Regions from separate parts of the Mus musculus genome. Here regions 1 and 2 are each linked to region 3. A link is a loop called in an ENCODE intact Hi-C map of the cell type or tissue named here. Cell type or tissue: heart. All regions are shown on one strand. Region 1 overlaps Ptprm (protein tyrosine phosphatase, receptor type, M). Region 2 overlaps Ptprm (protein tyrosine phosphatase, receptor type, M). Region 3 overlaps Ptprm (protein tyrosine phosphatase, receptor type, M).

Region 1 (2,500 bases), 97 kb before region 3:
AATCATTGAATTTGAGTCGATTTCTCCCCCACCCCCTGCACTGTTGGGGATCAAATAGAAGGTTTTGTATCTGCTAAGCAAGCCCATTAGACAGTTCTTGTGAGGAAGAGTGTGTGTGTGTGTGTGTGTGTGTGTGTTAAGACCCTTGTGTGTGTGTTAAGACCCTTGTGTGTGTGTGTGTGTGTGTGTATATATATATATATATATATATATATATATATACATATATATATATATACACACACACACACACACACACACACATATATATATGTGTGTGTGTATATATATATATATATATATATATATATATAATCAAAGCCCTACCTTACTAATAAACGTCCTCTCCCTGTTGATTGTCCTGGCACTTGCATGGGCTTATTTTGTACCTGCTGGCTATGACACGGTCAGCTGTTCAAGCTAGGGATGTCATGTTGACAGATGTCACTTGAGTCAGCAGCCTCTTGAACTCAAGAGTGTCTTCCCTGGCACTCTCTGGGACTGGTCATGGTGAGTCATTGAAACTAAAGCTATTCTCTTCCTCCATGCTGTTCCTAACATGTGACCCTTTGGAAATCTGGTTGAAATTTTCTTCTTTCCCTTATCTAGCCCCACTGAGTTGTTCAGCAAGGACCAGGCTCTGAGGATCATGGTGTTGAATTTCCTTTGGGGATGTTACAGGGTAAAGGTGGGGGATGGGAGAACCACAGATCCTGAGCCTCATAGTTGGCTTTCTGTATTGTCATCTCACAACGGTAAACTTTAGGGCTCAGAGTCATTAACAAGAGTGACACTAAAGCATGTTCCTCATAGGGCCAATTTATGTCTCACAGCTGGCTCACATTGCCTGCAGTGATTTCGTGGACTGGTATTTTTAACTTGTCTATTGAATGGCATGGCTAAGCTATACAAAGCTTATACCAACGCTATACCTTTTCATCACCTAAAAATACTAATATATGAAGCATCTAAAATACTGCCATTTAAGAACTGTTTCTTGGCACCTGTTCACTTTCTGTGTGCCAGGGATCTCAAAATAGCCCGGGGAATGGGCCTCATGGGTCCCAAATCCCCCGTGCCAACTGTTCCCGGGGAGTAAGTCAGGGTGGGGGGCAGCCACGTGCAGCTCAGATCTCTCCGTGGAATTCTGGTCTGGGCGCCAGTAGCACTGACCTCTGGAGACTTTCCATAGTCTGTTCTCCTAAGTGACCCCTGAGCCAGGAAGAGTGGCGCACTGGCTGCTGGGTCTTTTGTCTCCTGATCTAGCAGGAAGCACCATTGCCTTTCTATCTATTTCTATTGTATTTTGGTGGCAGGTCAGAGGACAGCAGTGTCATTTTGTGTGTTGAATGATCTCAGTAAGCTCTGTGCCTCCCTCCTGAGTGCAGTGTTCTACCTTGCGCTGACTTTAAGAGTGGCTTAGGACTGAGCATGGAGGCCCATAACACCAGCACTCGGGAAGCCGAGACGGGAGAAATCCCCCTGCCTCAAAAATGTAGTCTGAATGATTTGTACTATCTTACCCTAGGAAGTAGTGTTTTTTTCCTAAACATCCTGACAATTTCATTTCCTGGGTATATTAATTAAATCTCTTTTGTAGATGACACTTGGAAAATTTTGTAAGATTTTGGGTATGTTCCTGCTCATGAAAGCTTGGTGATTGCTACTTCCTCAGGGACAGAGACATACAGATGGCCCACGGATAACCATGGTTAACAGAAATTTGTCTTCCTATTGTGTTTTTCCTACTCCTGTCCCCACCACTGGTTAACTTATAATGCATATGCTTATTGGTTCATTGTGGTCTTATCTACAATGTTCTGTCATTTTGAATGACATCTGTTTATTCCTTTCCTGACACTTTTTGTTCTAACAGCTTTGGAGACATGAGCTCACGTTGTTGTAAATTTGAATCCAAACTTTGCCTAACACTAAAGAAGACGATCACTGCCACAGAAGTGATTGGCGTTGGATCAGCGATGGAGATAAGAATTAACCAGTGTCATCTCGTAGCCTGCCTGAGCTGCAGAGATGAGCTGGGTTAGTCCTTGTGTGTGGCTGGTGTTTCCTATCTGCCCTTGAGTGATGGGTGGAACCACATCTTAGACTACACACCCTTCTATCTGGGAAACATGAGCCACATATGTGACCTGGATGTTTAAATGCAAGGCCTTTCACTATGTGAGTACTCAGACAAAAAGGCTCAGAAATGTGGTCAGGAAGGCAGAGATGACCCTGCGACCTAGACTGTATCTAAAGTAAACAATACTAGACCCTCTGCTTCTCCAATGGAGCCCATTAGGAGGAAGGGCACTATACAGCCATCCCTGGAGAAAGACAAAGTCTCAAAGTGGCTGCTTCTTCTGATGTGGAATGGATAGAGTTGATAGAGTGGTTGTTTCTTCAGAAGAGTCCAAGCTTGTCTGGATGCTTCCCAGAAGACCAAAAGGTTCAACTCCAGTGAGATGCAAACAGCCTTGGTTTAGTCCATTTTCTGGGA
Region 2 (2,500 bases), 60 kb before region 3:
TTTGGCAGGGTCACATTCTGGGCCAGTGTTTAGTACTGTCCTCGGCCCCTCTGACAGCAGTGACTTCGTCCCCTGTCTAAGCTCCCCATGGCTATCCTGAGATAATGAGGAGCAGACTACTGGTGACTTAGACTGTTGGCCTGTGGGTGCTCTGGACTCCCCACGTGTGACTGAGAACTTTTGTCAGCCCCATACATAAAGAGGCTCCTCAGCTCTTAAACTTCCCAGAGTAGCCATGCTGAGAACCTGAAGGGGGAAATCCCCTCCTACTGTAGCTTTTCTTCTCATCTCTTCCTCTCTCCCCTCCTCTCCATGTCTCCTTTCTTTCAGTGTCTCTTTGTATAGCCCAGGATGGCCACAAATTGATGCTCTTCCTGCCTCAGCCTCGCAAGTACTGGGATGGTTGGTGTGTGCTCCCATTCCCAGCTGGCTCTATTGCATCAGGAGCTGTGTCTGGGACTCTGGCCACAGTGGGATGGCCCCTGATCCATAGGACAATGCCAGTCTGCTCTGCAGTTACAGCAGCGCGTGACCCAGGGTTGTGGTGTCTTCATCCTCACTGCCAACAACCCTCACTGGGCAGTGTTCCTGTAGTTGGTGGCGGTTTTGATTGATGTTTGCTAGAGACTATACTCCTGTGGTGTGTGTGTGTGTGTGTGTGTGTGTGTGTGTGTGAGAGAGAGAGAGAGAGAGAGAGAGAGAGAGAGAGAGAGAGAGAGACAGAGACAGATCTTTTAGTCTTAAAAGAAAAAAAAAACTAATTTTGCTGATTTTGTCTCCATTTTTTCAGAGTGTTCTTTTTCTTATTATTTTTCACCTGTCAGTAACTAGTGGTCTATCCCTGTCAGAGAGGGGCATTTTGCTGTTTCTGTCTTGCCATCTAATGACTAAGGTTAAAAGCTTTGCCTGGGCATTTATAATAAAATCAAAACATGCTGTAAAACATGGTAATCACACAGTTAACTCACTTGGCCTGTGGCAAGAGGAAAAAGTCTACACTGTCTCGGGGAGCTTGGCCTCTACTTCCGACCAAGGCTGGGAGGGAGCAAACTGTCTCAGCGGAAGTGTGCTTGGGAGGGAAGCTCTATTAAGGGTGCGCCTGAGCTCTGGCTGAGGCTGGGGGATGAATGGAGACACTGTTGTGTTTCACAGATCTTCTCAGACCTCTGCTCAGCATTGACAAGCTTCTGTGTGTTTTGTAAGATGGGGGAGATACAGGCTTTCTCCCTCCTGGGTGCATCGAGGGCATGGCACAGTGCATGTGGCGTGCCTGTCCCAACTGTTGTGACCAGAGTTTCTGTCCAGACATTGAGGGAGGAAATTGACTAGAAAATAGTGGCCCGGAGCCAGAAGGCTGCACTACAGAGTGTTCTAAATTTAGCGCCCATTCGCCTAGAGAGAATAGAGGAGGCTTGTTCAGGCTGTTTCCTTAACGATGGGTCGACGCATCCAGGGCCCCAGAGCGGAGTCACAGTGGAGCTAAGTGCTGTTTACACCTTCAATAAAAATCTAGTAACACTTGCATGGAAGCTTCGCTGTTTAATGAACAGTATAGCCAATGGCCTAGCATTTATTAGCTTAGGAGTCTAAGCCTTCAAAATCACCTTGAAGAGCATCATTGGGACATTTCTACTCTGAGGGACTGTTGAAGGACTTCCCAAAGCTCACTTCACATACCAGTGTTTTAGAGCAATGAGGTTGATACAGACAGATGTCCACAGGCCGCCATGGGTTTAGGGAACTGGCATTGCCTCTGTGTTCCTCCCCAGTGCTGCAGATCAAGAGTTGGTCTCTGCCTTGGTCGCAGTAGTTATCCCTATGTCCTGAGCGAAGACCTGTAACATACTAGTGGTGAGCAGACAACAGGTAAATAGAATGGAAAGAAATCCCCGAAGCTTAGGTTTTTTCAGGAGTAACACCCAATGGGTAGTAATTATGGGTATCTACTATGTTTTGGACATTATTCTAAAGGATCTGTATATATTCACTCAGTCATATTAATGAATGAATCTTGGGAAGATTAGCTGCTATTTTACCTGTGTGGCTCGGGGGCAGCTCACAGCCCACCTGACGTTCTTCCTTACTGGCTAACATCATCAACCTAGCATTGGCCAGAGAACTCAGGTTCACAAGCAGTCCTGGAATCTCTGTGGGTACCTGGGTAAGACCGTTCATGGTGGAAGGCAGCTGCATACTACTTTACAGAGAGCTTCTCACTCCACATGCTCTGAGTCTTGGCCTAGTGTCTCCATCTTCATCTCCAGGCATGAGGTTTATATTTCTTAAAATTTGTACGTTATGGTGAATTTTTATCTAGTGACATCTGTGGTAGCAAAATGTCTAGCATTACTTTGGGATGTTTAGTGATGACATGCCTTCCCAGGTCTGCTCACCGGGGTACAGTATGCTGAAGTGGGTGTAAATCTTCCCAGGCTGCCACAGTTCTTTCTGATCGTGATGAAGGATGGCTTGCTTTCAGTAGCGCTGAGCCGGAATGCCG
Region 3 (2,500 bases):
TAATCAGTTGTTAGTTTTGCCTCCCACATATTCTAATAGATGACATTCATCTGTATACATTTTTTTGCCTTTCTGTCCCTTGATGTCTATTGGCAGTTGGTTTACAGAACCCAAGTCCATGAACACTCTAAAGAGGCATAGTCTTTGCACCCTCCATTGTAAAAGCAGACAGGACAGGGCGGGCCAATGGTTTGTGCTCAGTCAAACCACCTTTGTTCCAGATCATTTCTGTTCCTAGTTGGCTAAATCTCAATGTGTAAAGCTTGAGGAAACAGAGTGATAATTGTGGTCTTGAATAGTTTCTTTTCTGTTTCCACATGCATTTTTTTTTAAGCTCAAGCCATGGTGTTCCGTCATAGGGACTATCACAACCTGTACTGATTTTTGAACATTTGGGGTCTCCTCCTCTGTTTTTGTCTATTAAACTTATTGTTGTGGTGCATGTGTCTCCATGGGGAAAATAAATATGTATATGCCTAAGAAGCCAAGTTGCTGGAATGTCAGGAGAAACCCGCATTAGATTTATCAGTTGCTTCCAAATTGCTATGAAAAGTGTCTGAACCAGTTTACATTCCACCGATGGCGCCTGGAAGTTTTATTTCCCCTGTATCTTTTCCCAAAATTGATATTGTCAGGCTTTACATTTTTGGCCATCTGAGCCATGGCAGTCTGCTTTATTTTTAGAATGCCTGGCATGCAAAGAAACTGGCAAGTTGCTACATTTCCCGGGTCGCTGCTGATGGGCCCCTGTCCAAATCATGAAAGAATGGATAGATCCACAGTATTAAAAATGCACACACTTGCAGGGAGAGCCCAGCATCTCTTCTGGTGCCTGAATTAGAATAGATCATTAGACAGGCCAGTGAGGCTCCAGCAAGCAACCGTGTGGTCATTATCCCACAAGGGTATCGTGACACAGTTGCCTCATTTCATCTGTGGGGGCCTTTACTCTCTTGGATATCTTTTTCATGTCCTCTGAAGCCTGCCCCATGTGCAGGTTCGCACGGATCCATTGTCTTCTATGTGCTCAAAGCTGCTGTTACATCTGCCTTTTCCTCTCTATCTGCAAGACTCGGGGAGGGGCAGTTCACAAAGAATCTCCCCACTTGTTTTCCCTCCCCTGAAAAAGTAAAGGGAAAGAAAACAAGGCTGTAGCTAGCTGAAACATCTGGGCAAATTCAGGAAACAGAATATAATTATCTGAGTTGGAACTGCGCCGAGTCTGTAGTACCATAGCCTCCAGCTTTGAAAAGTGCCCCGGGATCTGCTACAGTGCATATTCATTGCTCCTAAGTCACTGTGTAAAAGGAGGACAGAAAATAACCCCAAATTTCTGCACATTCACTCAGTGCCGAACACTCTGATGCGCCCTGCCTCCCTGTTTCTTAGAGCAAGCTGCCTGCAGGGCAGATGTTGCTACTGCAGTGGACACAGGTGAGGGACCCTGCAGCCAAGGTTACCAGGGGCATCCCAAGTCTGCATCCTGTGTTCTTTCCTTCTACCTATGGTCTCTGGCTAAGGGATATCTCCTCAGATGTAGACTCTCGCTTTCTACTGGGTTCCAGGCTGATGTTTAAACTCCTGTCATGTGGGGCAGCGTTGTGGCGTTGTGTGTTCCTGTGGAGTCAGCTTCCTGTACCATTAGGGACTTAACTAATAGTTCCTCCTCTGAAGATACACACACTCATACCTAATTGGCTTTGTGAGTTGTCTTAGGGGACACACAATGGAACTGCAGGCTGGTGGCTGAGGTGACGGATGTCGCAGTAGCCCTGTGGAATATAAGCCGTAATTGGCTTTGATGATAGCTCTTCAGTTGTTATTTCTTCCCAGAGTCTGTAAGTTTATGGGGGAAAACATGCAAATAAAAGTACTAAGGACAACGTCCTTTGGTTTGATATTAAAATTGGAAAGCTTTACAGGTAAAGCGATCTCTCATCAAGGTTGCTAAATAATAATCAATTGTTTTTTTTGAAATTTTGATGGTTGTTAAATGTAGATTCTCAAATGAGTGTAAATTCCCCACATGTAAACGAAGTTTTCCACAGGGATAGAGTTGCTGAGTCTTGCTGACTTCACTCTGAGTGCTCCTGCTTGGACTCACATGGGTTTATGAGCCGCCGTTACATAGTTACAGCAGTTTCTCAACGGTAGTTGTTCTCCATAGATGGATGCAGTTGCTCATAAAAATTGATGCTAATGTAGGGATAGAAGGATGCAGGATCAGCCTGGAAGGTAGAAATGATTGTATGAAGTCAAGCAGCTGTCAGCTTGAGGCCCCTTCTAATAGACATAGATAATTCTTGATTTTGGTCTGCACACTAAAAATACATCTTGAATTTGGGTCAGGTATCCCAGCAGGAAAACCTGAGCATGTCATCGTTTCCGTGGATGCCTTCTCTGTTCAAAAACATTGTGAGCAGCGCATCTGCTAGTATCATGCTGGACCTCACTCGGTGTGGCCAGTTCTCACTGTATGGATTAGGCTGTCCTTGAACTC

The links. Peaks named below come from ENCODE experiments on the same cell type or tissue, not always from the same donor. Only the 100,000 strongest peaks of a DNase experiment are listed, where the experiment ranks them.
Region 1: it touches region 3 in a loop (2.1-fold over the local background); 5 of 42 quality-filtered maps call a loop at or near these places.
Region 2: a loop joins it to region 3, with 2.2 times the contacts of the local background. A loop is called at or near these places in 3 of 42 quality-filtered maps.

Annotation. Positions count from the first base shown.
Region 1 is chr17:67,169,543-67,172,042 of GRCm38, reverse strand. The region is part of intron 2 of Ptprm (protein tyrosine phosphatase, receptor type, M); the gene reads left to right. Among named protein-coding and RNA genes, the nearest start is that of Gm52313, 120 kb to the left of the region's middle. In heart, no CTCF peak of the experiment used is centred here; DNase peaks (open chromatin) are centred at 432 and 1,142.
Region 2 is chr17:67,132,471-67,134,970 of GRCm38, reverse strand. All of the region lies in intron 2 of Ptprm (protein tyrosine phosphatase, receptor type, M), which reads left to right. Among named protein-coding and RNA genes, the nearest start is that of Mir5709, 110 kb to the right of the region's middle. In heart, no CTCF peak of the experiment used is centred here; a DNase peak (open chromatin) is centred at 1,340; H3K27ac peaks cover 1,944 bases.
Region 3 is chr17:67,072,073-67,074,572 of GRCm38, reverse strand. All of the region lies in intron 4 of Ptprm (protein tyrosine phosphatase, receptor type, M), which reads left to right. Among named protein-coding and RNA genes, the nearest start is that of Mir5709, 47 kb to the right of the region's middle. In heart, a CTCF peak has its summit at 1,423; no DNase peak of the experiment used is centred here.